Regions from separate parts of the Homo sapiens genome. Here region 1 is linked to region 2. Evidence: read pairs that join two places in POLR2A ChIA-PET (ENCODE). Cell type or tissue: K562. All regions are shown on one strand.

What was found. ChIA-PET counts read pairs that join two places held together with the same protein. Peaks named below come from ENCODE experiments on the same cell type or tissue, not always from the same donor. Only the 100,000 strongest peaks of a DNase experiment are listed, where the experiment ranks them.
Region 1: POLR2A ChIA-PET joins it to region 2 with 5 read pairs; 3 of 35 experiments call an interaction of 5 or more read pairs at or near these places.

The regions. Positions count from the first base shown.
Region 1 is chr10:71,843,711-71,847,710 of GRCh38, forward strand. The region is part of intron 1 of PSAP (prosaposin); the gene reads right to left. It also overlaps the pseudogene RNU7-38P. Among named protein-coding and RNA genes, the nearest start is that of PSAP, 5.5 kb to the right of the region's middle. In K562, no CTCF peak of the experiment used is centred here; a DNase peak (open chromatin) is centred at 1,985.
Region 2 is chr10:73,086,739-73,090,738 of GRCh38, forward strand. All of the region lies in intron 1 of P4HA1 (prolyl 4-hydroxylase subunit alpha 1), which reads right to left. Among named protein-coding and RNA genes, the nearest start is that of P4HA1, 8.1 kb to the right of the region's middle. In K562, no CTCF peak of the experiment used is centred here; no DNase peak of the experiment used is centred here.

The DNA.
Region 1 (4,000 bases), 1.2 Mb before region 2:
AGTGGGAAGAGATTAAGGAGACCTGACAGCCAAGGGCAATGTGGCATACTGGGTTGGACCCAGGAACCAAAAAATGAGATTAGTGGAAAAACTGGTAAAAATCCAAATAAAGTTTGCAATCTAGATACTGACAGTGTCCTGATATTAATTACTTGCTTTTGGCAAATGTACCATGGTTATACAACACGTTAACAGTAGGGGAAGCTGGGGGAAGGGTATACAGGAACTCAGTATACTACCTTTGTAACTTTTCTGTAAATCTAACATTATCTCAAATTTTAAAATTTAAGTACATCTATCTGTGTTAGCATGAAATTACCTCTAGGATATATTGTTTAAGAAAACAAGAAGAAATGCAAATGAAACCACTAAGTCATTTTACTCCTATCAAATTAGCAAAATTGAAAGTTTTAACAATATCAAATGTTAACAAGGGCATGCAGTAACTGGAAACTGAATACGTTATGGAATGGCAACTGCCAAGATCATTTGAGAGCACTTCTACAATTGTTAGTTACTCCACAACTCAGCAATTCTGCTCTTAGACATATGCCCTAGATAAATGTTTTCCATGTACACAAGGAGACATGTACGAGAATTTTTACAGAAGCAGGCTGTAATAGAAAAAACTAGAAATTATCTAAATGTCTATCACTAGAACAGAAATGATACAGGCCAGGCTCAGTGGCTTATGCCTCTAATCCCAGCACTTTGGGGGGCTGAGGTGGGCAGAACACCTGAGGTCAGGAGTTTGAGACCAGCCTGGCCAACATGGTGAAACCCTGTGTGTACTAAAAATACAAACGTTAGCCAGGCATGGTGGCGTGCACCCATAATCCCAGCTACTCGGGAGGCTGAGACAGGAGAATCACTTGAACTCAGGAGGTGGAGGTTGCAGTGAGCCAAGATCACACCACTGCACTCCAGCCTGGGCAACAGAGCAAGACTCTGTGTCAAAAAAAGAAATTACATAAATGGAATACTATATTGTAGTGAAAATGAAATAGACCTACATATTTTTGTAGGGGGCTTTCCAGTAAAAACCAGAAAGCCTTCTAGACAAATTCTAAAAGACATAACAGTAATCTATACATTTTCAACATAGAAAAACCTCCCTAGCAAAACAAAAAACTAACCTAACAATATACAGTGGTCCCTCCTTAACCATAGCTTCCTTTTCTACCGTTGCAGTTACCCACGGTCAAATGTGGTTTGAAAATGTATTCCCACAGTCAAATGTGGTCTGAAAATGTATCCTGAGAAAGACCACATTCACATAATTTTTATTATATATTGTTTTAATTGTTCTGTATTACTAGTTGTTGTTAATCCCTTACTGTGCCTAATTTATAAACTAAACTTTATCACAGGTATGTATGCATAAGATAAAACATACATATATAAATAAGATTTGGTCCCACCCACAGCTTCTGGCAACCCCTGAGGGTCTTGGAACATAACCCCCAAGGATAAAGAGAAAGACTATTTATTGGATACAATATTTGCAAAATGTTTAAAATATCCAAAACAATACTCTATACACACTGCTGAAGCTTCCAGTCACATGTATGGAAGGAAAAAGACCTAACGGGGAGGAAAAACAAGTCCAGGAAGGTGGCTCTCTACGGGGGCAGCTGGGTTATCAGGTTCCATTTCTTAACCTGGGTGTTGCGTACACATGTTTATGATAATCACTTTTCCACTTTTCAAATGTTTCACAATTTAAGGAGCAACAAGCAAAACAGTCAGTAGAATATACTACTATTTGTGTTAAAAAGAAAAAAGGCAGAAGGAACTCACACATGGGATGTACCTCTGCAAGCTTCTAAGGGAGCTGCTACCAGGCTGTTTGGGGAGGGCCTGGGGACAGCAGTGGCAGGGACAAACCTTGTACTCTATACTCCATTCTACTGACTGACCTGGCTTCCCACGTCCATCTATTATCTACTCTAAACAGCTCGCCTCCATTTACGAATGGGGAAACCGAACTAGGGGGCTGGAACAGACAACCTCAGGTCCAGGATTAGTGACAACAGATCTAGACCCAAGCATTCGGGTTACCAGGAACCAGCTCTGATCTGCTGGGCTGCTCTGATGTCAAGATCCCCTGGCAGCTAAACCTAGTTTGGCTACCTAGACTATGAACTGCCTGCCAACTCCCTCCTAACTGCTGTCTACCTACCCTGGCTTGTTTTCCTGACTCACTAATTATACCCAGCATGTATGTTTTTAATAAGTCAATTTAATTTTGTTAAAGTCACAACGTCCTTTGAAATTAAAGACGCCAAAGGAAATCACAAAATCAAGGGCAGAAAATAGGCCGCTGTGCTGTTGGGGACAAAGATATTGACAATACATTACTTTTATTAGTGGTACAGCAACAAAGAATACTAACTAAGCCCTTTTCTGTATTAACCTAATTTATTAAAGCTAAACAGCAACCCAGTGAAATAGATGAGTAATGCCACTTTACAAATGATGAAATACGGGAGAGTTTAAGCAACTTGCCCAAGGTCGTACGGCTACTGTCAGCAATGAGATAATGTGAAACTTCCACTCCACATTATCATCTTGTCCCAACATACAAAATTACAAATGCCACAAAGTTATTTTTTTGGAACTTCATGTAATAAAAAATAAAGCAATTAGTACTTTTGCAACAGCCAAAATCTTCATCCCAATCACTGTATTTATCATCATTGTTTTAAAGCCCTTAAAAAAAAAAAAAAAAAAGCCAGGTGCGGCGACTCACGCCTGTAATCCCAACACTTTGGGAGGCCGAGGCAGACAGATCACTTGAGGTCAGGAGTTTGAGACCAGCCTGGCTAACATGGCAAAACCCTTTCTCTACTAAAAATACAAAAATTAGCCAGGCATGGTGGCAGGTGCCTGCAATCCCAGCTATCAGCTACCTGGGAGGCTGAGGTATGAGAATCACTTAAACCCGGGAGGTGGAGGTTGCAGTGAGCTGAGATGGTGCCACTGCACTCCAGCCTGGGCAACAGAGTAAGACCCTGTCTCAAAAAAAAAAAAAAAAAAAAAAAAAGGCAAGCAGGGCAATGTAATTCTAATTAGTACTCTCTTTCATTGATCTGAAGAATATCCAGACCCTCCTTCCTGGTGGCAGAACCAAAAAGGAGCCAGAAAGCAAGGCTTACAGCCTGGTAGCCAGTAACCTAGAATCTCTGCTAGAAGCTGCCTCCAAAGCTGCCATGCACACCTGTCTAAGTGGCTTTGGTCTTGGCCTTGAGAACTTCCTAAGCATGCCTCATTAGGTGCTGTTCCCAGCCAGCAACACCCCGCCCTACCCTTCCACTTCCCCACAGCTGCCTGGACATCCCATGGTCTCACTCACCAAGAAAATGGAAGACCAAGTTCTCCTTTCCCTCATCTACAAAATGCCACACCAATCAATCCAACACACTTCAACTCTCATAGTTTGTTCTCAAAACAACCTGTCAGGGCCGGGTGCGGTGGCTCACACCTGTAATCCCAGCACTTTGGGAGGCCGAGGCAGGCGGATTACTTGAGGTCAGGAGTTCAAGACCAGCCTGGCCAACATGGTGAAACCCCATCTCTACTAAAATACAAAAAATTACCTCCCATTTACCCGAGTGTTCAGGGAAGAGGGTCCTTTGGTCAACTAAATATTGTGGTTAACCATAAGCCCATATATACCAGAGGTGGATTTTATAGGCATGGTGGTGGGCACCTATAATCCTAGCTACTCGGGAGGCAGAGGTGGGAAAATCGCTTGAACCCGGAAGGCGGAAGTGGCAGTGAGCCGAGATCGCGCCACTGCACACCAGCCTGGGGACAGAGCAAGACTCCCATCTCAATAACAACCTGTCAGGCTTCTCCCTTTCGGATGCCTCTCTCTCACAAGAGAGAGCTGCTCTCCTTTCTCCTTTCTTCTGCCTATTAAACTTTCTGCTCCAAAAAAAAAAAAAAGAAACAAAACAACCTGTCAAATGTACTTCAAGGACTTGACAAATCACTG
Region 2 (4,000 bases):
CCTGGCCAACATGGTGAAACCCCATCTCTACTAAAAATACAAAAATTAGCCAGGCGTGGTGGCACATGCCTGTAAATCCCAGCTACTTGGGAGGCTGAGGCAGGAGAATTGCTTGAACCCAGGAGGTGGAGGTTGCAGTGAGCCGAGATTGTGTCACTGCACTCCAGCCTGGGTAAAAGAGTGAGAGTGCATCTCAAAAAAAAAAAAAAAAAAAAAAAAAAGAGGAAATCAACCTAAGTTCTCATTTCACTTGGGTAAATACCTAGGAGCGGGAATGTTGGGTCATATGACAAGTATATATTTACCTTCATAAAAAACTGCCAAACGTTTCTCCAAAGTAGCTACACTATTTGCCCTTCCAACAGCAAAGGATGAAAGTTTCCATTGCTCCCATTCTTACCAGCATTTTGTATTGCCGTTTTTTCCTTAGTTTCTCTTAATATCTTAATTTTCACAATAGACATATAGTACTATCTCATTATGGGTTTAATTTGCAATTCCATAATTACTAATGATGTTTAATGCCTTTATTTTTTTTTTTTTTTTTTGAGACAGAGTCTCACTCTGTCGCCCAGGCTGGAATGCAGTGGCACAATCTTGTCTCACTGCAACCTCCACCTCCTGGGTTCAAGTGATTCTCGTGTCTCAGCCTCCTAGGTAGCTGGGATTACAGGCACGTGCCACCACACCTGACCAATTTTGTATTTTTAGTAGAGACGGTTTCGCTATGTTGGCCGGGCTAGTCTTGAACTCCTGACCTCAGATGGTCCACCCACCTCAGCTTCCCAAAGTGCTGGGATTACAGGCATGACCCACCATGCCTGGCCTATGTTTAACACCTTTTGGGGTGTTTATCTGCTGTTCATACACCTTCCTGCATAGTGTCTACTCAAATCTTTTGCTCTTTTTAATTAGGTTGTTTACTTTTTTTAATAGAGATGGGGTCTTGCTATGTTGCCCAAGCTGGTCTCAAACTCCTGGATTTTCAAGCAATCCTCCAGTCTTGGCCTCCCAAAGTGCTGGGATTACAGACGTGAGCCACCATGCCCAGCTTTGAGTTCCTTATACAGTCTATTTTTTGTCAGATATGTGATGGGGAATATTTTCTCCCAGTCTGTGAAGTCTTTTTATTCTCTCAACAGTGTGTTTGGAAGAGCAGAATTTCTTAATTTTGATGAAGTCTAATTTATCAGTTTGTTCATTTATGAATCATGTTCTTGGCATCATGTCCAAGAAATCTCTGCCTGACCCATGGTCAAAAATATTTTTGTCCTATGTTTTCTTTCAAATATTTTATAGCTGTACATTTTACTTCACAATCTATGAACATTTTTTAAAATAGAAACGGGTCTCACTCTTGCCAAGGCTAGTCTCAAACTCCTGGGCTCAAGCAATCCTCCTGCCTCAACCTCCCAAAATGCTGGGATTACAAACGTGTGCGACCAGACCCGGCCTACGAACCATTTTGAACTAATTTTTGCATACAGTGTCAAGTACAGATTGAGGCTCTAATAAAAAGATTTCATTTTGATGTTTGAGTGCAGATTGCCTTCAGGTCCCACACCTCTCTCCCTTTTGTCCCACATCTGGGTAAGTCTGTAAGAAAGCCCAGGTACTCCCTCCCTTGGTATTGGTGTAAAGTTGAAACCATATAAATACCACACTTGGGGACCAGTATTCCCTCCCTTGGTACTGGTGTGAAGTTGAAACCATGTAAATACCACACATGGGGACCATCAAACAAGTTCCACCTTCTGGTCAATAAAAACCAAAGCCACCCACCCTGTTTCACTCTTGCTTCATCCTGGACTAAACCTAAGTCCTTGACCTTGAGGAGTCCTTTTGCTGTTTACTGTGTGATTAAACTTTATTTCATATCCACTGGTGGATTCATGTCACTTGTCCCAATATTCACATAAATTCCTGGGCAAGGGACTGCCCAGTGTCCAACAGTGGATACTTGGTGCCCAAATAAAACAAAGATTGTTTTTTCTTTGCATATGAATATTCAACTGTTCCAGACTATCCTCTGTTGAACTGCCCTTAAACTTTTTCAAAATGAATTGACAATTTTTGTGTGACTAAATTCTCTATTTTGTTCAATTGATCTGTATGTCTATCTTTTCTCCAATACCACAGTCTTGGTTATTGCAGCTTTAAACTAAGTTGAAATCAGGTAGTATGAATCTTCCAACTTTGTTATTCTTTTTCAAAATTGTTTTAGCTTTTCTAGTTCCTTTGGTTTTCCATATTAATTTTAGAATCGGCTCATTAATTTCTATAAGAAATCCTCTGAGATTTGGACTAGAAATGTGCTGAATCTATAAATCAGTTTGAGAAGAGTAGGTATCTTAATACTGAGTCTTCTAATCCATGAACATGATATAATCAGTGTTTCATAATTTTCAACATACAAATATTACACACCATTTGAAAAGTTAATACTTAAGTATTTCATGGTTTTTAGTGCTAATGAGATGGGAATTTTTCACTTTAGTTTCTAATTGTTCATTATTAGTATATAGAAATACAATTTACTGTTGTATATTGACCTTCTAAGCTACAACTCTGCTGAATTAACCTATTCACTAGAGCTTTTTTGAAGAGTCACAGACATGTTGTCTGTGAATAGAAACTGCTCTTTGAAGCACACTGTTTAAAGAATGAAGACAAGCCAACAACTGGGAAAAAATATTTCCCTATCACATCTAGCTATTGCACTCCTAGGCATTAATATAAGAGAAAAGAAAGCATATCTCTCTCCAACAACTTGTACATGAATGCTCATAGCAGCTTTATTCATAATAGTCAAAAAGTGAAAACAATCCAAATGTCCATCAAAGGGTAAATGGGTTAAAAAAAATCATGGTATATTCATAAAATAAAATACTATTCAACAATAAAAAACTATGAACACATAACAACATGGATGAATCTCAAATTATGCTGAGTGTAAGGAGATTCCCCGTGCTAAAAAAAAAAAAAAAAAGCGTATATACAATTCCATTTTTATAAAATTCTAGAAAATAAAAACTAATCTTAAGCAACAGAAAGGAAACAATGGTTTCCTAGGGATACAGAGAGGGTAGTAAGGAGCAAAAGAAGGGATTACAAAAAGTCATAAGGATACTGCCGATGCCCCGGCTAGAGTGCAGTAGCGTGATCTTGGCTCACCGCAGCCTTAATCTCCAGGCTTTGGGTGAGTCTCCCACCTCAGTCTCCCAAGTAGCGGGGACTGCAGGCACACAACACCACACCTGGCTTTTTAATTTTTTTGTAGAGACAGGGTTTTACCATGTTGCGCAGGCTGGTCTTGAACTTCTGGGCTCAAGCAGTCCTCCTGCCTCGGCCCCCCAGAGTGTTGGGATTACAGGTGTGAGCCACTGCGCCTGGCCAAGTATACTCTTTTTTGAGACAGAGACTCATTTCGGTCACCAGGCTGGAGTACAGTAGCACAATCACAGTTCATTGAAGACTCAACCTCCCCAGCTCAAGCAATCCTCCTGCCTCGGCCTCCCAAGTAGCTAGGATTACAGGCAGGCACCATCACACCCAGCTAATGTTATTTTATTTTGTGTAGAGATGAAGTCTTTCTATGTCGCCCAGGCTGGTCTGGAACTCCTGGGCTCAAGCAGTCCTCCTGCCTCGGCCACCCAAAGGGTTGGGATTACAGGCCTAAGCCACTGTGCCTGACCTTGAGGATACTCTTGAAGGTGATGGATATGTTCCTTATCTTGATTGTACTGATATTTTTTTAAGTAGATATTTTTGTCAAATTTATCAAATTGTACACTGTAAATATATGCAATTTGTCCTGTCAATTTTGCTCAATAAAGTCGTTAAAATATATCAGTTTATTCAATTTATTAGTAATCACCCTTATATCAAAGATTAGTGTTTTACTTATTACTATCACTCTACTTGGTGGCAATGGTCACTATTCACTATTTTCAAATACAATATTAAGGTTTTTTAAATTCAGGCATAGTAAATTGAGGTC